Linked DNA regions of Homo sapiens: regions 1 and 2 are each linked to region 3. A link is an interaction called in ENCODE POLR2A ChIA-PET data of the cell type or tissue named here. Cell type or tissue: CD4-positive, alpha-beta T cell. All regions are shown on one strand. Each heading gives the region's core, and the rest is flanking DNA. Links, peaks and the distances in the headings are about the cores only.

Region 1 (7,151 bases), core at 1,073-6,072, 150 kb before region 3:
AACTGTATTACAAGAACCTTAAGTAAAACCAAGTACAAATGTCTCCGTTAGAAACCCCTAAATTAAGATTTCTCTGCTGGAGCCTGACAGATCTTCCCCAGAGCAATGGAGGCAAACCCAGGCGGGGCTGGGGGCCTGGAGGGGCTGCTACTCACAGGTACGGGATGCACGGCGGTTCCACCTCCGAGAGGGCGGCCCGGTAGGCTCGGAAGGAGGACGAGCTGTCGATCAGTGTGCAGTACTCGGCCAGGCCCTGGCAGGACAGGACAGGACAGGACCGGACAGGGGTGAGCGAGTGCTGGGGCAATGCTGGGGCAGAGCCCTGGTCCTCCTCACTAACTGGAGGGTCAACCACCCTCTGCCCAACTCCACAGGTCCCACTACGCACAAACACCCAGCCAGGTGTGGGTCCTGGCCCTGGCCAGCAGGGATTCTGTCCTTTTCAACGAGTGTCAGCCCAACCCCTGGTCACAGGGGACTTCAGGCCGTTTTGTGGAGAAACACCCCACAGTACTCATTGTGCCTGGGCAGCCAGCGCTTGTGTGTATACGACATCCCGGAAGATGGGCTCCTGCCTGGCCCTGTTCGGCGGTGCAGCCAGAGGAGCTTCCCAGGCACACACTGAGTGGCGTCACTCCTGACTCGGAGCTGCCTTTGCTCTGCCCTGTACTCAGGGAGGACCAACTAAAGATAGCATGTGACCTCGCCCTCCCCAGGGCTGGGTGGCTTCTCTCCTGCAGGGGTGGGGGGCTCCCACCTAGGAGACTCAGCCAGCCCTGCCCCACTCAGAAGGCCCCTCTCCTGCCTCTTCTCCTGTTACGTGCCTCTCCCTGAAGTGCTGCCTCCTGAGGACCCCCCATGCAGAGGCCGTGTGAATTTCCCACCTCTCCCCATACACTAGCTTACAACCATCCCTGAACATGGGCTTGAACAAGAAGACCCTGGGTGGCCTGGCTGACACCCGGGTCTCTGACATGACCCCTGGGTGGCCTGGGTCACACTCGGGTTCCTGACACGACCCCCAGGTGGCCTGGCTGACGCTCGGGTTCCTGACATGACCTCTGGGTGGTCTGGTCACACTCAGGTCCCTGACACAATCCCTGGGTGGCCTGGCTGAACTTGGGTCCCTGACATGACCCCTGGGTGGCCTGGCTGACACTCAAAAGCCATGGGTTTTGCCCCCATTTGCAATATTATTTCCCTACACAGGATAAAGGTCCAACTCCTCACCAGGCTCCTGAGGCTCTCATGACCTAGAACTGGTCCCCTTCTCCCGGGATGTGGTCCCCTGGCCTCCTCCTGTCCCTGGAGGTGCTGACCCCCACCTGCTCCTGGCTGTGCACTCCTTTGTCCCCTTTGATTCTCTTCCCTTCCCAGGAAACTCCTCCTCCTCTGCAGATGGTGGCATGAGTGACACTTCCTCTGGGCTGGCCCACCTGCCCACCCTTCTTCTTTTAGTGCTTATCTAGCAGAAACTCACCCAACATCATGTTGGGCTGTTCACAGTGCGTCCCCAGCACCTACCGCAGTGCCCGGCCCGAAGCAGACCCTTCAGAAGAACGGGCTGAGGGCGGGCGGGGGAGGCGGGAACCCAGGGATGGGCCTGCTGGGTGGCAGCAGAACACCGGGATGTGACCACCCCAGAACCAACCTCGAAGCTCCCGGGGGCCTGAAGATTGGGGATCAGAGACAGGAAGGCGGGAGGGCAGCTGTTCTGGTCACACAGCATGTCGGTGGCAGAGCAGGGGCCTAGGCCCAGCATTTGCTCCAGTGGGAGCACTTTCTGCCACAGCTAGTCGCCTGAGGGCTGGGCGGCCCCCCTTACCAGCCACCCTCCCGCCCACGCCCCAAGGCCACTCACCTCTGAAGTCTGCTTCTGCCACTCCAGCCTGCGGATGGGCGCCGAGTCCAGGGCAGAGAGGATGGCCAAGTAGGAGTTGAAGTTATTCAGCTTCCGCAAGTGCTGCCGAGAGAGGGGCGGTGCCGTGAGGCAGGAGGGCAGGCGGGTCCCGGGCTCCCAGAGCAGGGACTGATGATGGGGGCCTGGGAAGGACTTGGCCACCATTACCTTCATGATCTTGATGAACTTCAAGAGCAGCCGTTCCCTGTCCTGGGCCTTTTCCTGTAACATGATTATGGACCGGACCCTGCATGGACCAAGGGAAAAAGAAACAGCTGAGTTGACAAGTCCCTGCAGGTCCCAGGGGTCCTGGTGGAGACAGGACCTGTACGACCCCCATGCCAGTGGCCACGAGCCCACCCCTACTGAATACCTGCAGCCTGCCCCAGGCATAGATCTAGTTTCTGCTCTCCAGGAGCTCATAACATCCTGGGACAGAGGCACAAGGAAATCTGGTGACAATAAATCTGGTGACCATAAGGAAATCTGGTGAAGGCCCAAAGGGGGCTTCGAATCTGCAGGTGGAGCATGGGAGGATGAAAGCAGAGCCTTTCCTGACAAGCATGGGCCCCAAGTACCAGGGGGCTGGGCAAGTTCCTTGTGTGATGCAGGACTGGCTCGGGGAGACCCGCTAGCACGTGAGGTAAGAGGTCACCTTGGGCAGCCACGAGGGAAGGAAACTCTCAGAACCTTAGTAGCAACCAAAGCCGAGACCAAAGCCAAAGGCCAGTCTCATCTGTGTGATAAATGCAGCAGGGATGTCACCCTGGCCTCAATTTCCTGTGGTTCACAGGGGCCACTACCAGGGTCACTTGGAGGTGGTGCCGCACTTTGCACTGCTGGTTCTTCTTTTTTATTTAAGAGACAGGGTCTTGATCTGTCACCCAGTGCTGTGAGTATATCTCACTGTAGTCTTGAACTCCTGTTCTCAACTGATCCTTCTGCCCCAGCTTCCCGAGTAGCTGGGACTATAGGTGTGCACCACTGCTCTTGGCTAATTTTAATTTTTTGTAGGGGGGGGGCGTCTCTCTATGTTGTCCAGGCTGGTCTCGAACTCCTGCGCTCAAGTGACCCTCCTGCCTCGGCCTCCCAAAGTCCTGGGATTATAGATGTGAGCCACTGCACTCGCACCTCTGTGCAGCCAGGCCCTGTGGAGTGTGCCCCTGAGCTTCTTGCACCCAGCCAGAGGCTGGTGTCAGAAGCCAGGCTTGGGGCCTTGTGTGCAGCTTCCGTCTGCTTTAGAAACCACATCCTGTTGGGCAAAACCCTACGCTGGACTGCCATAGCTAAACATGCTTTTCCCCAGGATGGAGTGCTTCTGTGGGGAGGAAGATAGGCAAACGGGAGATGATCTCGGGGCCTTTAAAACACATCAGACATTCTCCTGGAGGCAACAGTGGGTGGGTGGGGGTGGCACAGCTGCTGAGCTCTAGGGGGTCCTGCCTGATGCTGAGCTGCTATGGGGGCTTTGTCGCCTCTTGAAGAGACAAGAGCTCTGGTTTATAAACACATTACTGGGATTCATTTTGCTTTAAGAATTAAAGACTAGGCTGGGAGCGGTGGCTCATGCCTGTAATCCCAGCACTTTGGGAGGCTGAGGTGGGTGGATCACGAGGCCAGGAGGTTGAGACCACCCTGGCTAACACGGTGAAACCCTGTCTCTACTAAAAATACAAAAAATTAGCTGGGTGTGGTGGCGAGCACCTGTAGTCCCAGCTACTCTGGAGGCTGAGGCAGGAGAATGGCGTGAACCCGGGAGGTGGAGCTTGAGGGGAGCCAGAGCTTGCAGTGAGCCGAGATTGCGCCACTGCACTCCAGCCTGGGCGGCAGAGCCAGACTCCGTCTCAAACACACACACACGCACGCACACACACACACACACACCTGCAGAGCAAGACTCTGTCTCAAACACACACACACACACACACACACACACCTGCAGAGCCAGACTCCGTCTCAAACACACACACACACACACACCTGCAGAGCAAGACTCCGTCTCAAACACACACACACACACACACCCACCTGCAGAGCGAGACTCCGTCTCAAACACACACACACACACACCTGCAGAGCGAGACTCCGTCTCAAACACACACACACACACACACCTGCAGAGCGAGACTCCGTCTCAAACACACACACACACACCTGCAGAGCGAGACTCCGTCAAACACACACACACACACACACCTGCAGAGCGAGACTCCGTCTCAAACACACACACACACACCTGCAGAGCGAGACTCCGTCTCAAACACACACACACACACACACCTGCAGAGACTCCGTCTCAAACACACACACACACACACACCCCTGCAGAGTGAGACTCCGTCTCAAACACACACACACACCTGCAGAGCGAGACTCCGTCTCACACACACACCTGCAGAGCGAGACTCCGTCTCACACACACACCTGCAGAGCGAGACTCCGTCAAACACACACACACACACACACACCTGCAGAGCGAGACTCCGTCTCAAACACACACACACACACACACACACCTGCAGAGCGAGACTCCGTCTCAAACACACACACACACCTGCAGAGCGAGACTCCGTCTCAAACACACACACACACACCTGCAGAGCGAGACTCCGTCTCAAACACACACACACACACACACCTGCAGAGTGAGACTCCGTCTCAAACACACACACACACACACACACACACACCCCTGCAGAGCGAGACTCCGTCTCAAACACACACACACACACACCTGCAGAGCGAGACTCCGTCTTACACACACACCTGCAGAGCGAGACTCCGTCTCAAACACACACACACACACACACCTGCAGAGCGAGACTCCGTCTCAAACACACACACACACCTGCAGAGCGAGACTCCGTCTCAAACACACACACACACACACACACCTGCAGAGCGAGACTCCATCTCAAACACACACACACACCTGCAGAGCGAGACTCCGTCTCAAACACACACACACACACACACACGAATTAAAGACTAAATGCAAACATTAACGTTATAGAGCCCACTCCTTTGCTAACTGTTCTGTCAGGCAGAGTCAGTGTGAGCATCAGCTTGAGATTGCCTGGCAGTGACCAGGGCAGGAGGGCAAACTCACGCCCTTCCCAACACCACCTATGGCAGACATCGCTCCTCGACCCTGGCACTCTTCCCTGCTGAGCCTCCTCGACCAGGTGGCCACTTCCAGCAAGCCCCATCCTGTCCCTGCCCCTGTCCTCAGCCTGTCAGTGCTCATGGGAACCCCCAGGAGCTTAGCGGAATGAAAGAGGCAGCTCCTTCTCCTACCATTCAAGCTCCCTGCAAAGGAAAACGCAGAGCCCACCCAGACGTGCCACCATCCAGAGCAACAGGGCTTGGCGCTGGGCCTCTCTTACCAGTAGGACATGTTGTTGAAGTGCTCCGTGAACTGGGTCAAGTTGGGGCTCTTCTCCTCATTCTGCTCTTTTGCCCAAAGCAAAACCTCAGGAATCTACAAAAGGAAAGAAGGCAGATGGAGGTGGAGCCCCGGCTTTCCCCTGATGGGGGTTTCTCTCATTCAGGGACAAACAGTGTGGCTCCCCCTGGCAGGAGCAGCCTGTACCTCTATTTTATAGAAGAGCTCAGCATCCAGCAGCGTTAGCTGCTCCGCTATCTCATGGCTGTGAAAGTCGTGCAAGGTCCCCGGCCTGGAAGACAGAGGTGTGAGAAGAGCCGTCAGGGGTGGGGAGGCCGGTGGGGAGGGCTGAGCAGGCCCGGGCTGCGGGCGTCAGAGCAGGAGAGCCTCTCTGCCCAGCAGGAGCGTGGAGGCTACAGGGCGGGGAAGCCCCAAAAGGCTCCCTGGGGCCCTAATGGCCTCCTGCCTCTCTCCGGGACGACACTGTCTGCCTTTCTCTCCTGCTTCTGCTGGGTATGTCCAGCAGCTTCTGGAATCAGAAGCCTGAGTTTCCCTCGTGAGCTCATGGACAGTTGAGATGCCAAGAAGGCTCGCTCACGGCTGGAGCCCACTTCCAGGTGGCCAGCAAGAACAGAGATGGTGCCAAAGAAACGAAGGCTATGCGCTCACTGGAAGGAGCCCACTACTCAACAGACATGTATAGGTGCAAATGACACTCACCGTCGGTGTCGAGGGGACGGGCCACAGACTGGCATCAACCACTGCCATGTTCGTGCTGGGACAACCCAGAACTGACCACAGCCCAGGGTGTGTGCACTCCTGCCCTGTCCTATGAAGCCCCATGCCCTGCTGCCCGCTTCCTGGTCACAAAGGGATCACCACCCAATATGTGCCTCCTGGAGAAGAGGCCCAGCCCCCAGGGATCCACGGGGCTGTTCCTGAGGCACCTCATCAAAGGGCCTGTGCAGAACCAGGATGGGGCTGTGGGGCTGGCAGGGAGGGAGGGTAAACTGAGAAAGGCACGGCTCCTGGGGAAGAGGCAGGGCTGGAGAGGTGGGCTTCTCACCTGGCTGCTACCCCCCGGGCTGCCAGGGGCTGGCTGGAGGTGGCACACCTGAGTAGCTTCTTCTGGTCCACCTTGTCCAGGATGTTCTTCCGGAGCACACGGGCCAGGCTCAGCTCCCCATTGCACACCAGGCGGAAGACCAGTTCCATCAGCAGCTTCAGGATCTCTTCTGTCAACTCCACCAGGCTGAAGGACAAAAGAGCACAAGGTGAGGAGCAGGAACGCAAGGCCCAGGCAGAGTCTGTCTTTGCCTTGAGACACACAAAGGGCACGGGGCTGTGACCGGCACAGAGCTGGCTGGGAAATTTCTCATGGGAAGAGAGCAGGAGACGAGAGCCTGGGATGGCTGCCTGTGTCCTTGGAGGTGTTGGGATGGTCACAAGCACCTGCCACACACTCAACAGCCATCTGTTGGCGCTGGACAAGCGCCAGTGACTGTGCTGGGGCCTGGGCTGCAGGGACAAGTCCTACACGAATCCCGCCCTGGGGAGCTGCTGCTCCCATTGGGCAATGAGACACCAAGACTTCCCGGCCTCTCAGACTAGATGCTCCCCAACTTGCCCTGCTGAGCACTGTCCACACGTGGCCATTTCCCAGCCGCACAGCCACTTACCATGGTCATCTCCCCCAGCAGGAGGAAGGCAGTCCGCCTGATGGAGATTTGTTAGCGGAACGGATATGGCCAAGTGCCATGCTGTCAGATGGCCAGCCATGGAAACACTGAGGAGCGAGGGAGAGGTGGCCTCTCCCATTCCAGCCTCCACACAGCCTCCACCATGGCTGGCGGCTGAGAGCACGGC
Region 2 (7,151 bases), core at 1,073-6,072, 77 kb before region 3:
AGCTGTCATCTCCTATGATAACAATGCCTTCTTTTATAACACCTCCTGAAGGATCTGCCTGAGGCTGTTTTACAGTTAACTTTTTTGTTTTTAGTAAGCAGAAGCATACTCTCAAATAATGATAAAAAGTAGAGTAAATCCATAAACCAGTAACATAGTCATTTATTATCAAGTACTACGTACTGTACATAACCATATGTGCTATATATTTACACCAGCATCACCACAAACAGGTGAGTAATGCATTGCGCTGGATGTAATGATGGCTACATCAGGCGAGGCGACAGGAATTTTTCAGCTTTATGATTATCTTATGGGACCATAAGATTATAATGTGGTCTGCCCTACATATGTTATAATGTGGTCTGTCACTAACTGAAATGTCGTTATGCAGAGCATGACTCTATTTAAAAATCATATGCAGCCATCCCTTAGCATCCTCAGGGGCTTGGTTCCAGGATCCTCTGCGGGGATCAAAATCCACGATGCTCAAGTCCCTTATATAAAACAGTGGAATATTTGTGTATGACACACATCCTCCACATGCTTCAAATCATCTATAGGTTACTTACGATACCAAATACAATGTAAATGTTATGTAAATAGTTATACTTTATTTTAAAATCTGCATTATTACACTGTTATTTTTATTGTTTTTCCCTGTATATTTCTGACCATGACTGAATCAGCAGAGGCTGCAGAACCCACGGATATGGAGGGTCAGCTATACCTGATAAGGGACTTGTATACAGAAAACATTACAAAATTCTTACAGCTCTAGAATAAAAGGCATGTAACCCAATGTAAAATGGGCAAAGAGTCTGAGCAGACATTCTCCAAAGAAGATACACAAATTGGCAATAAGCACATGGAAAGACGGTCAACATAATTAGCCATTAAGGAAATGTAACGCTTCACGCACACTAGGTCTAATAAAAAAGGCAGTACCAAGTGTTGGTGAGGACTGGAGAAACTGAACGCCCTACACATTGCTGGTAGGAATGTAACATGGTTTCTCTGCTTTGGAAAATGTCGGGCAGTTTCTCACAAGATCACAGAGTTGACATGTGACCCAGAAATTCCACTCCTGGGCAGATTTGCAAGAGAAATGAAAGCCTAAATCCATGAGACTTGTACAGGTAAGTCAAAGGAAAGTTCACAGCAACATTATTCATAATAGCCAAAGGTGGGAAAAACTCAAATGTCCATGTTTGTGAATGACTAAATAAAATGTATTATATCCATACAATGGAATATTATTTGGCAATAAAAATAAATTAAGTACGGATCAGCTACAACACAGTTGAACCTTGAAAACATTATTTAAGCTAAAGCAGCCAGCCACAGAAGACCATATATTGTATGATTCCATTCATTTGAAATGTCCAGAATAGGCAAATCCATAGAGACAGAAAGTAGATTGGTGGTTGCCTAAGACTGGACGGGGCAGAGATGGAGAGGGGCTGCTATAATCAGTATGGAGTTTTTTCTCCTGGTGTACAAAAGTATTCTAAAATTAGAATATGGTGATGGTTGTATAGCCCAGTGAATTACTAGAAAAAAAAAAGAACTGTACCCTTTTTGAATGAATTGTATGATATGTGAATTATATATCAATAAAGCTATTTTTTTAAAAAAGCCCACTGGCAGTCTTCCTTCATCTCAGCATTATTACAACCAGTTCCAGTGTCTGAAAACATCTTATTAATCGATTTATTTAAACCTGTCTCCTCACAAGAATGCAAGTATGGCTGGGCGCAGTGGTTCATGCCTGTAATTCCAGCACTTTGGGAGGCTGGGGCGGGAGGATCACTTGAGCCCAGGAGTTGGAGCCTAGGCAACAGAGTGAGACTTTGTCTCTACCTACAAAATATTAGCTGGGCATGGTGGTGCAGACCTGTAGTCCCAGCTACTCAGGAGGCTGAGGTGGGAGGACTGCTTGAGCCCAGGAGTTAGAGGCTACAGTGAGCACTGCGCTCCAGCCTGGGCAACAGAGCGAGACCCTGTCTCAAAAAAATAAAGGCTTGGGGGACAAGTTCCCTGAGGACTGTACCTGTCTTGTTCATGCCTGTTTTCCCAGTGCTGACATGGCAGTTGGCCCATAGAAGATAATCAGTAAACATATATTCAACAAATGAAGAAACCAACCAACAACAAAAATATCCCAGGAAGAAGACTGCTTCTTTTAGTAACAGCAGAAATACTTGAAATTGGCTGAAAATTAAGCAACAAAACACTGTCCTACGCAATGGAAAAATAAATACCTGTAGTTTTAAAAATAAAAAGCACTCCCTCTGTCAAGTTTTTCCAGCAATTTAGTACAACAAAACAAACCAGAAAACCAAACAAAACAACCCTCCAAATAAATAGCACGGCACCTTGCACTACATGGCTCTCACTCTGTCTACTATTGCTGCACGTGACTTAACAAGGCCAAAGTTCAGTTCCCTTGCTAAAGACCTTCCAGGTGGCCAGGCAGGATCAGATAAACTACCTGCCCTTTGCAAATTACCTAGGCACCCACTGCGCTCTGGACCAAAGAGAAAAGCCAGGGCCTGACCCGCATTCACATGTGGTCAAACCAAACAGCTTCACAGCTGTGTGATGGCCAGAGCTGCAGAAAGCCCTTCTTAGTCCCCAGATGGGGACACAAGTCAACAGGAAGCTGCTGCACCTGGCTAGCTCACCTGGAACAGCTCAACAGGGTCAGGAGGCTCTCAACACCAGCCCTCATATGTCAGCAGTCATCCCTCGCATTCAAATGAACTGGGATGGTGTGACTTCTCCCGCTCCCCTCTGTCCTGCCTCTTCTCTCTCTTCACCCAAGCAGGGTGGATCCCATTTACAGTTTATACTTCCTTCTTTATACTTCAACATGGATGTGAACAGTCTAATCCTTCATGTGATGCTTAAGAGGGTGTGCACTGTTAGCCAGGCCTGGTGGTACATGCCTATAGTCCCAGCTACTCGGGAGGCTGAGGCAGGAGAATGGCGTGAATCCAGGAGGCAGAGCATGCAGTGCAAGATTGCACCACTGCACTCCAGCCTGGGCGACTGCCACCACGCCTGGCTAATTTTTTTGTATTTTTAGTAGAGACGGGGTGTCACCGTGTTAGCCAGGATGGTCTCGATCTCCTGACCTCGTGATCCACCTGCCTTGGCCTCCCAAAGTGCTGAGATTACAGGTGTGAGCCACCGCGCCCGGCCAAAAAATTTTCTAAAAGGGGGGTGTGCACTGGAGTCAGAATGTTTGCATTCAAATACTTAGATATCATCTCTCTAAATCTTTCCCTTATTTTGTCTGGAAAATGAGTGAGATAACATTATATTTCTTGAGATGGCTGATGTGATGTAGATTAAATGAGATATTTACTGTGGATAATACAATAAGGTATTTCACAAAATGCCTGGCACACGGCACCCGCTCAACACAAGGAGCTTGGATGCATAGCAAGGTCGATAGATACCGAATTCTTATTTCCCAGCTGCTTCCAGATCTTCATCCAGTTATTCTGCAACACTGAACATTTAACTCACTATTCTAAGTAAATGAGACCTTATAAATGCCCACTCTTCTCTTCCTTTGGCACTGAACCAGAAGTCTCAATCTGGCTTTTAGCCTATTAGTCTATTTCCCTCTTTGGTTTAACCTGCCTCCCTGCATACGGATCCTATTGCTGTCCCTACTCCATGTCTTCTGATGGCAGCCCCACAGTGTCCCTAAAAGACACAGCCTCTTCCCTCACCAGGCAGGTTCCCAAGTCAGATGGGCTGTCAGAGCAGTTTCCTAATCCATGTGACTTGTATCCTGTTGAGTAGGACTGAAGCAGGGAAAGCAGACACAAATGGGGAAGTCTGGGCAGGATGCGTGGGTTCTCTGGTGCTCAAAGATCTTCAGGCTGGGTGAGCCAACTTCCGCTTTCTCCACTGTCTACTGCCCTGAGTTGCTGTTCAGGCAGGCATGGGGCTGAGGAGCTGGCAAGATTCACAACTGCGCCGTCATGACCACGGCGGAACTGGGGTAGACAAGTGAGGTGTAGAGGTCGATCACCAAAAAACCCTCTCAGGTTCATGCAAGGGCAGGGACCAACTAAGGGCACTTCTGCCTATGAGCTGTTGATGGAACTCAAGAGGTTTATTATTGCACTCACAATTCTTGTCTGCCTTGGGCAAGGCTGGGAAAACATGTCAGCACCTAAAGACAGTGCAATGCCTACCAATAAATCTCCCTCCTCAGGGTATCCACCTCAGCACAGCCAGCTCTAGCACAAGAAGCCATAAATCAGGCAGAGAGAAGAGATTCTTTCAAATGACAACCAACCTTCTCAACGCTGGAAATCGAGGACAGCACTAACTAGGACAGTATGTTTGTCACATCCTTCTTGAAACCTTGGGTTAGCAGCACAGGCTTCAGGTGATTCTCAAGGTCATTCACACTATGCCTTTGAGTGCTGAGGAGGTACTATAATGCTTTGCGATAGCAGGGTGGGGAGGAAACGACAGGTGCCCTCACATGAACACTGCTGTTAGGGCAATCTCGCCAACGGCTCCAGACAGGCAGGCAGACAGACAGACAGACAGACAGATGCACTCTCCCTGCCCCTTTCTCATGCACGTCAATCATCTGGGATGGAGGGCGACGTGAAGGGAGTGTTCCCACATGACTGCTGCGTCGCAGGCAGTGCCACCAACTGCTCTCTTGCTATTCCCCTGCTTTTCACACTTAGGAAGTTACACTGTAGAATTTGTATATGCGTCTCTTTAGTAATTTTCTAGAATTGAAGTTAAAACAAAAAATTTAAAGATTTCATACAAATATATATATGTACAAGTTATAGAGAATGAATCAAATCCAGGCACCCACCATCTGGCCTAGCAAACAGAACCTTCTGCAGCGATGGAGGCGGCCGGTACCTGAACTGTCTAACACGACAGGCACTAGTGGCTACTGAGGCCTGATTGTGGCTGCTGTGGCTGAGGCACTGAACTGTGAGTTAACTGTGTAAACAGCCCCTGGGGCTGGTGACTGGCACACTGGATGGTGCAGCTCGAGAAGCGGATGGATTCCACTGGTGCTGCCATGTGCTCCTCTACAGCCACATCTCTTCCCTACAGGCAGCCCGACTCTGACTTTCAGACTTATCATCCCTTACTTTTCAGGATAGTTTATATCGACATATACAGTTTAACTTATAAGTTTGTGAACGTTACCTAAGTGATGGCATATTGTAAAGATTCTCACGCTCTTGTTTTTTACTCAATAGCAGGCCTGACACTCAGGCATGCTGGGGTGTATCAGTGATTTCGTTTTCAATGCTGAGAAATTCCGTAGATTCCATAATCCCAGCTTTATTTATCTGCTCTCCTGTCAGTGGACACTGGGTCGCTTCCAGCATTTTTGCTTTAATAAACAATGCTGCTCATACATGTCTCCTGGAACACATGCCAACAGTCCTCTAAGAGCAGAACGGCTGGATTGTAGGGTATATGCCACATTGATTCTTACAGATATTGCAAAACAATTCTCCCAAGTGGCTATGCCACTTTACAGTCCCACTAGCAAGGTTGGGAGAGTCCTAGTTGCTCCATATTCCTCCCGGCACCTGGGGTTGCCAGACATGCAAACTTTCCCACATGGCCATGTCTAAGAAAGGACACAAAAGTCCTCCTTCACCTGGAAATGCCATATGCTGGTGTATTTTATTGTGATCTATCTAATCTGTGAGAGCAACTTCAAGTTCACCTGAACTTGAGAACAGAAAGCCTCAGACTCTTGCTCCATGTTACATTTACCCCAAGGTCAGAGACTCCCAGTGACTAATCTGCTAGTCATTCCTTCCAGAGGAAGGGTGGCTTATATGAGCTTACAAACAATTTCTGTATAAATTGACTGTGATGTTACCAACAGCAGCCACTTTCTTGGGCAACCATCGCAGGCTACAGATCTGGCTGTCGGATGAATGTCCTTCTCTACCGAGAGAGAAAGAGGATGGGCCGGAGGAGAGGATGTAGCCTGCTCACAGAATCATGTCTCAACAGAAAACCAAGCAGAGCAAAAAGACATCAAAGCCAACCCAATTTCTTCAAGTGGTCTGCCAGATGCCAATATTTCATTCTTAAATTTTTAACTTGCCCCTCGGCCAGGCTTAACAATGGTCTCTGCCTGTTGCTGACAAATGTGGCTATCAACTGGCCTTCTTTCTGTGTCATTTGTAGCAGCAGCTGGGTTCCCAACTTAGCAGTGGTTTCTGTCTCAACTTAATCTCTCACCAGGGATGGTGGGGAGTCTCTAAACATCAACCACACGGGATCACAAAGTCAAGGGCAAGGTGGACAACTTTGAGGCAGCCAATCTTGAGAAACGCTGTGGCTAATTCCTCATTCCCTGTCTTCTACTGGGCTCAGAAGTCGAGCACTGGGAAGGATTTAGAGATCACTTACTTAATAAACATTCCCCATTTTCCAAATGCATAAAAAGGACAAATGGAGTGGAGGCGTGATTGAGGACATTAGGAAAAGCTTTTTTAAAGATGAGGATTTCCAATTTTTTAAAAGTCTTTTCACTTGTCTAGGATTTTGTGGACCGCAAGGTAAAGATGGAGACAGAGGGCTATGGGCACAGGAGGCAGCAGAGCTGAAGTCTGTGGCTTTTTTTTTAAATCTATTTATTTATTTTATCTTGAGACCAGGTTACGAGACTGGCTAATTTTTGTATTTTTGGTAGAGACAGGGTTTCGCCATGTTGCCTAGGTTGGTCTCGAACTCCTGGGCTCAAGGGATCCTCCCATCTCAGCCTCCCAAAGTGCTGGGACTACAGGTGTGAGCCATCACGCCAGGCCTGTGTGTCTTTGTTTTAACTTCAGCTCGGCCACTAACCTGGGCAAACTTTTTACCCGAGCCTCCGGTTCCTCACCTAGAGGAAAGCCATAGCCACAGACCTAGCTCCTCCTCAGGTAATTGTGGAGATTAAATGTGACCCGTGTGTAAAGCATGTAGCCAAGGACCTGATATATAGCAAATACTTAATACATGGCAGCTATTATTGTCATGTGATAACCTCGTCAGGTCTCTGCCAACACTTAAAAAGGCAAAAGCTAAAAATAACCCCAGTCTAGTCGAGCCAAAAGCAACCTGGAGTTATATTTTTCTTT
Region 3 (7,151 bases), core at 1,345-6,344:
GGCACTGACGCCTCAGCCCTCTCAGTACCCTCTCCTCCCCTGGCAGGCTGCTTGACACTCAGTGACAGCCAGTGTTGGGTGGGTGGGTGGGTGGAACTACTTTAACTCGTAAGGGCCACTTCCTACCGTTGTGCCATCTGTGAAAGGTTTCTCCAAAGCAGATTCTCATGCAATATTTTCAGCAAATGTACTTTTTAAGCCACTTCAATAATGGAGAAACCAGGGGCTTCTTCATAAATCTGTAGGCAGATGTGGTGCCACCTTAACAGTCCTACAGAGAGGCTGGAAAGCCCCGGGGGAACCCCAGAGTACATTCCAACCCAAGGCAGTGGTGGTGCCGGCAAGTCAGCCCTAGACCCCAGGAAGGGGAGAGAAGTGAAACTCCAGTTCTCAGCAATACACAACCCACCCCTGGCGAGTCACTTCCCTCTTGCTGCCTCCCTTTCCTCAACTGTCAAATGGGCACAATACCTGCCATTGCTGACTCTTTATAAGAACAGAATTAATTAAATCACACACACACGTCTGAAGGTAAAGCTCCTAGCATCGTTCCCGGCACACAGGAAATAATAAATGTGAGCTGCCATCATCCTCATCTGGGAAAAATCTTGGGCAACTCCATACTTATGATAAGAAACAAATTGGCTGGGCGCAGTGGCTCACGCCTGTAATCCCAGCACTTTGGGAGGCCGAGGCGGGCAGATCACGAGGTCAGGAGATCGAGACCATCCTGGCTAACATGGTGAAACCCCGTTTCTACTAAAAATACAAAAAATTAGCCAGGCGAAGTGGTGGGCACCTGTAGTCCCAGCTACTCAGGAGGCTGAGGCAGGAGAATGGCGTGAACCCGGGAGGTGGAGCTTGCAGTGAGCCGAGACTGCATCACTGCACCCCAGCCTGGGCAACAGAGCGAGACTCCCTCTCAAAAAAAAAAAAAAAAAAAAAAAGAAACAAATTAACAAAGCCCAAAACAACAAAGAAACTAATGTGTACAAAAATGTTTCAAAAGCTATTTTGATGATTAGTTAAGTGCTATCCAACATTTACTGCCATTAAAAATCATCAACAAAACAAGCCTCAATAAGTCCACCCCACATACTGCAGTCTAGACTCCCAAAGAACCAGCCTTAGGCTGGGAGGTGGCTCACACCTGTAATCCCAGCACTTTGGGAGGCTGAGGCGGCGGATCACAAGGTCAGGAGTTCAAGACCAGCCTGGCCAAAGAGACCAGCCTGGTCAACATGGTGAAACCCCATCTCTACTAAAAATACAAAAATTAGCCGGGCGTGGTGGCGGGCGCCTGTCATCCCAGCTACTTGGGAGGCTGAGGCAGAAGAATTGCTTGAACCTGGGAGGGGGAGGTTGCAGTGAGCCGAGATCACCCCATTGCACTCCAGCCTGGGCAACAGCAGAGTGAGACTCCATCTCAAAAAAAAAAAAAAAAAAAAAGAAGAAGAACCAGCATTAGAAAGGGCTCCGGGGTGGGTTTATCCACCCTACCAAATTACAACAAAGGCACCTGAGGCTCAGGAGATTAAGCAATTTGCCCACGGTCACCCAGCCAGAAGCAAGGCTTCCGCAGCCCCCTGTGAGCTCCAGCAGGACAGTCAGGAGGAGAGCTGTCTTCTGAAGGAATCCTCAGGATGATGGGGTGTCCTGTTAGTGCAGCAGCTGCCTCTGTGGCAGAGGGGTCCCTGGAAACATGAAGGCTCATTTTCACCCAAGTCACACAGCCAAGAGAATAATATCAGAATCAATAAAAATATAGATGCATGGGGAATAGTCAGATGGGCTTTAGTCCTAACTTTGCCCCAACTCAGTATATGACTATGTGCAAATGTTAACTCTTTCAGGTCTCAAAGAAAAGCTCTGTGTCTTAGTCTCCTCCTCTGTAGGATGAGAACAGTTAACAGTACCTTTCTCCTATTGTAAGGATTAAATGCAACCACAAGTGTAAAATATACAGAAGCGAGCCTGGTACAGCACGTGGTAAGTGCCTAATGAACATCAGCTACTACTATTATTTGTATTTATTATTGAAAGGAGGGGTTGAGAGTAGCCAATTCCATGACTCATGAACAATCATCCATCTATTTATTCAGAACCATCACTTGAAGGAGGATGGGCGCATGTGATAACCAGCAAATAAATACAACCACTGTTTCCAACCAGGGGTTTTGTTTGTTTGCTCGTTTGGGGTCAGCTAAGTGGCTATTTAACACGGTCACATTCCACTGGATGTCAGCTGTCCTCTCTTCTCATTCCATGTCCTTCCTTCTCTCAGTTACTGTCAGTGTCACACTCCTGCTCCGTTTTTAACAATACAGTGTGTGGCTGGGAATCGCATCTGTCAGGTCCACATCAGTGGCACAAATTTTAAAAGCTATAGAGCAAATGCCTGAAATCCGCCCCTCTGAACCCAGCCCTGGGCAAACCACACAGCATCCTGTGCTCAGTGCTCCATTTCTACGCTTTAAAAGCACTGCAGAATCGCCTGATCACAAAACTTAATATGCAGTAAAGTCACTGTGTGGTTTGGGCAAGCCAGTGAAAAGCAAAGAGAAAGCTGCTGCTAAGGGACTGTGGGGACAGAAGTCTAAGCTGTTACAGGAGTCGTGGTGTTCCGGGAAGCAGCAGTCCAGACTGCAGGGTGGGACTTGGGTTCAGAGAATTGTCACCTGTCTTTCAAACTACAGCCTGGGAGAAGAAAGTGGGAGAAAGGAATTGTGACCAGCAGACAGCAGATTTCTAATAAATTCAGATGAACCTCCCCCCCTGTACCTTAGCTCACAGAGGAGGGGGAAGTAGCAAGAAAATACTGCCCATGCCTCTTGACAAAGAAGGAAGGGGGTGCCAGAGGCACACCAACAGCCTGCACCCCAGCCCTAGACAGCACACGCTGCACAGTCATCCTGGGAAAAGAGAGTAATGCTGCAGGAAGCCAGTCCTAAATCACATTCAAAGGCCAACTGAAAAAAAAAAAAATAACAAGTAGGGACAGGGATTCCTGGGATGGTGCTCATTATGGGTGTCAGGCTGAGTAGAGCTGGCACAGGCCTTGGTTTGTAAACACAGGGCAGAACGAGCATTACCTAAGAGCGCTTTGCTCCTGCACATCCCAAAGAACCAGGCAGTCACTACAAGTGGAAGCTCAAAGAACATGCACTCAAGTGGAAGCTCAAAGAACGTGCACTCAAGTGGAAGCTCAAAGAACGTGCACTGACCAATGGATGCGGCATCAGAACCGAGTGGCGGCTCAGCCTTCACGGTGTCCTGGCGTTCTCCCAGTGGTGTTCTGGGAATTTGATCCTAACCTCATCATTAGTGTTCAGAGGACTACAGGAAAACACAGAACCCCCAACTAACTGCACACCACTGATCAGATATTGGTCCTACTAATGTACCAAGAAACATCCTAATTGGCAATTTGAAACCACAATAAGCTACGTCTAAAGATAATTTGAGACTTGGAACCAGAAACTAAAATTCATTCTATGATAATATTAACTAAATTCACTCATTCTTTTAGTAAGTATTTACTGAGCACCTATTGCGTTCAAGGCACCGTAATGGCACCGCAGTGGTAGACACACTCCCTCACGGAGCTAATCATCTGTTTAACATTTCACTTGTTGATTTTTTAACTTGCAGAAAGGAAACTGGGGCTTTGATTTTGAATGAGTGAAACATCATTCTACTCAAGCATTGATCTGGGGCATTTCCATGGAATTTACTATATGTTAGAGGAAGAGAAGGCACAAAGAGCCCAGAGGAAGTTGATTTTGGTAGAGGCAGCTGTGAGAGCATCGAGGAAGTGGGTTTTCACATTGTGTTTGGGGTGGAGGGTCCAAGGAGGAGCCTCGGCCACAGCTAAGCAGGAAGGACTGCATTCAAAGAGGCTTCCCCATTAGTGGTTACCTAATGGCCTTCTTATGTATAAAAAAGGGCCTGCAGTCACGCATGCGGGGCTTCAAACCTAGATGACGGGTTGATAGGTGCAGCAAACCGCCACGGCACATGTATACCTATGTAACAAACCTGAACGTTCAGCACATGTATTCCAGAACTTAAAATTTAAAAAAGCCGGGGCGGGGGCGGGGGGGGGGGTGGTGCGGGGTTGGCGGGGGCAGTGGCTACAGCTTAAAAACACAAACAGAGGAGCGCTCCTTTTGAGTCCCACTCCTTCCTGGCACTGATGGGGAAAATAAGCCCCAGGAAAGGGTAAGAATCACCCAAGGACACAACTAAGATGTTCTCAAACAGATGACCAGAAACTAAGATGACTGGCCTGCTGGATGACAGATCCCTTAATAATTCACAAACGGTGGGTTTTATTTATTTACTCATAAAACAGCCTTTGGGGCAAGACGGGTGACGAGTCAGAGGAACACCTGTCCCGGCGGCGAGGCGGCCGCGGGGTGGGGCAGGCGGTGGGTTGTCAGGCCTCTCCTCTTTCCAGAGCGTGATCTTATCCTGGCCATGGGGAACACGCTCAGCTGGCCTGAGGTAAGACCCAGCCTGGCACTCAAGGCAATCTCCAATCCGGGCTACTTTGGGAGACATTTTTCTGCAAGCTCACACATGACTCATCTCTACAGACCTCCTATAAGGTCTCTTGGCTACAAGGAATCCCATTCAAACCGCCTCTGCCAACAGCTGCTCTGGAGACCAGGAAACATTTGGGGTTGCTGTGGTTGATTTTTCTAAAAACACACTTAGCTGGCATTAGTGCTATTTCTTATCTCTCTACAGCACTGTTAATGTGACTAGTATTACGAGTATCAGACGCAGTCTAAAGACTGTAGTGAGCCTCCCTTAATTTCATTGGTAGATCTTTTTTTTCAAAGATCAGAAAAGAGATTGAGAAGCCTGAAGAATTAAGATGGAAAGCTGTGTCCCCAGCAACCAGGGAGGCTCTAACCAGTGCTCTATAAAGGCAAGAAAGGGGGCCGGTTCCCCATTCCACTTCTCCAGGGCATGACCTTGGGCAAACAACCAAATTTCCCTGGGCCTTAGCTGCCCTGAGGGGCAAAAGAGGGATACTCCGCCCTGCCCTCACCCCCTGGGCTGTTGTGAGGATGAAATGAAATGAGGTAGTCTATAAATGCATTCTGAAAACCACAGGAAATTGCAGAGATGTTCAAGATCGTTCTGATTCTACCCCTGGACTGTGGCCTCCAGGGACAGGTTCCTGCTGGCTCCCTGCCACGAGGCATCACTTGGTGTTTGCCAACAAGGAGGCACTCAGTAAGTGTTAAAACGGGTGAGTGAAAGGAGGCAGAGCAGGTGCCATCAAAATGTCTCATTGCTTGACTGAGTATACTTTGACGACAAAAATTCCTAACTATGGAGGAAAAAGGAAGTACAAATTTGACGAGTTTAAAATTGATCGAAATACAATGACTGCCAATCTAAGAGGACCTCTTTCTCAGGCCACAAAAATGAGTAGCCCTACATCATAGGGCCTGTACTCTTAGTATCTGTTCTGAGAAAATATATCATGACAAAAATGTGACCATGAAATGCAGTCATTATAAATTTCTTTTCGATTTACAATAAAAGCATCTTCACACATTTGAAACCGTAGCACACTGAGCGTGAGACACCTATTTATTCCATCTTCAGGCAGCGTGCTGGGCAAGCCTGTGGCCACTTTAGCAGGCCCAGTGAACTGCTCCAAGGTGACAGGAGCTACAGCGCTGGCAGGAGGGTCTGGTAAATGATGAAACTCCCAGCCAGCCTGTGGTTCGCTGGGAGCACAGAGAGGAAGGAAAGGGACTTTAAAAACATACATACAAAACTGCTTAACTTATGGCCAGCCCAGTTAGAAGGTATGGCCCAGGAGGCCGGGATCTTTGCTGTGTCCCAAGAACAAGAACAACTCCAGGCCCTCAGGAGGTTGCTCCGTGAGGCAGGCGATGAGTGAAGCCACTGAAGGAGGGAAGAAAGGAATGAGTGACTGAAACTGACACATGCAGTCCAAGGACCTTCTTCCCTTCAGCTGAGGAGGCCTTGGTCTGCTCCCACCCCAGGAGACTGGTCCCCTACCCCACTGCCTGTGCCCAGCTAAGTGGACCCATCCTCCGCCTCTCACCTTAAGTCCCATTTTGTCACAGGAGCACAGGAGTTTCCTGACCATCCCTCCCCACTGCAAGTCTGATCTCTTGCCACCTTCCTGCTCACCCTGTGACACACAGAGGATGCCTGTATTCAGGGCAGGCAGCACGACATCTGCTGAGTTCACCACTGAGTCCCCAGAGCCTTGTACGGAGCCTGATGGAGCCGGTGCTCAATCCCTGATGAATGAGGGATGGAGTAATGAGTCAATGAAGGGATGGGGCAAAGGTTTCAAAGTCCAGACAAAAACAAACAAACATGAATCATTTCTCCGAGGAGGGGATGCAAACGCAAATGTCAAAAGTCCAAGTGGGCCGTCGGAGGTGTGGCTGGCTGTGGGAGTGGTGAGGGGCTCTGTGGGAGTGTCCGCCACCTGACTCCTGCCCATAGCTGCCTTGTAGGCAGGAACAAGCGCTCAGAGTTACCAGAGATTCTCATTTTTCAAGGAAATCAGGAACCAGGCTTTTGAGATTTTTGAGTGACTTCCTGATTTTTCAATATTGACCATCAATTCTTTTGTTTTTTTCCTCAAGAACACGTGCGGATCCAACCCAACATATCTGTGGACTGAATCCAGCCCGCAGCTGCCAGTCTGTGCTTAAGCTCCAAAAACATGACGGTATCAACTCTCCTCGCTCAATGTCTTTATTGGAAGATATATGAGCAAAAAGAACCACAGTAACTGCTTGCACAACCAGAACCATGTTCATTTGTTCTCCAAAGCAGCCTCTAAACAGCTGCATACATCTCCCATCAGTCTTCCAGAACAAATCCCTCTGAGCTCCTAGGGAAGAGCCTCTTCTCCTCTGCAGGCCTGCCCACAAGCTCACCCTGGGAGCTCCCTAATCTGTCCAGCTCTCTTCTACTCCCTACCTCCTCGTCATCTCTAGAAGCACTGTAGAGTTTAGAAAGCCTCCCCTGCATCCCAGCTTGTTCCTGGCCCTCCAAATTCAACCTTTCTCCACCAGGCCTCACTTGACAGGCCCCCACCAGCCCAGCAAGTTGTCCCTGTGCCACCCTCTGGCCCAGACTGT

The links. Peaks named below come from ENCODE experiments on the same cell type or tissue, not always from the same donor. Only the 100,000 strongest peaks of a DNase experiment are listed, where the experiment ranks them.
Region 1: POLR2A ChIA-PET joins it to region 3 with 18 read pairs; 11 of 35 experiments call an interaction of 5 or more read pairs at or near these places.
Region 2: POLR2A ChIA-PET joins it to region 3 with 11 read pairs; 13 of 35 experiments call an interaction of 5 or more read pairs at or near these places.

Annotation. Positions count from the first base shown.
Region 1 is chr9:131,582,450-131,589,600 of GRCh38, forward strand. RAPGEF1 (Rap guanine nucleotide exchange factor 1) reads right to left here. Exons shown (of 27, transcript NM_001377935.1): 20 at 6,352-6,537; 21 at 5,493-5,577; 22 at 5,287-5,381; 23 at 2,069-2,147; 24 at 1,862-1,963; 25 at 156-253. Among named protein-coding and RNA genes, the nearest start is that of PRRT1B, 41 kb to the left of the region's middle. RefSeq lists an enhancer at 6,901-7,151. In CD4-positive, alpha-beta T cell, for the core only: no CTCF peak of the experiment used is centred there; a DNase peak (open chromatin) is centred at 3,142; H3K27ac peaks cover 1,454 bases.
Region 2 is chr9:131,652,680-131,659,830 of GRCh38, forward strand. The region is part of intron 1 of RAPGEF1 (Rap guanine nucleotide exchange factor 1); the gene reads right to left. Among named protein-coding and RNA genes, the nearest start is that of RAPGEF1, 84 kb to the right of the region's middle. RefSeq lists enhancers at 2,604-3,104, 4,272-4,351, 6,686-7,151. In CD4-positive, alpha-beta T cell, for the core only: no CTCF peak of the experiment used is centred there; DNase peaks (open chromatin) are centred at 3,982, 4,522, 5,012 and 5,812; H3K27ac peaks cover 2,801 bases.
Region 3 is chr9:131,729,270-131,736,420 of GRCh38, forward strand. All of the region lies in intron 1 of RAPGEF1 (Rap guanine nucleotide exchange factor 1), which reads right to left. Among named protein-coding and RNA genes, the nearest start is that of RAPGEF1, 7.2 kb to the right of the region's middle. RefSeq lists enhancers at 59-438, 489-638, 5,827-5,956, 6,253-6,547 and silencers at 3,887-3,936, 4,313-4,607, 6,253-6,547. In CD4-positive, alpha-beta T cell, for the core only: no CTCF peak of the experiment used is centred there; DNase peaks (open chromatin) are centred at 2,512, 3,902, 4,552, 5,192 and 1 weaker place; H3K4me3 peaks cover 3,330 bases; H3K27ac peaks cover 4,894 bases.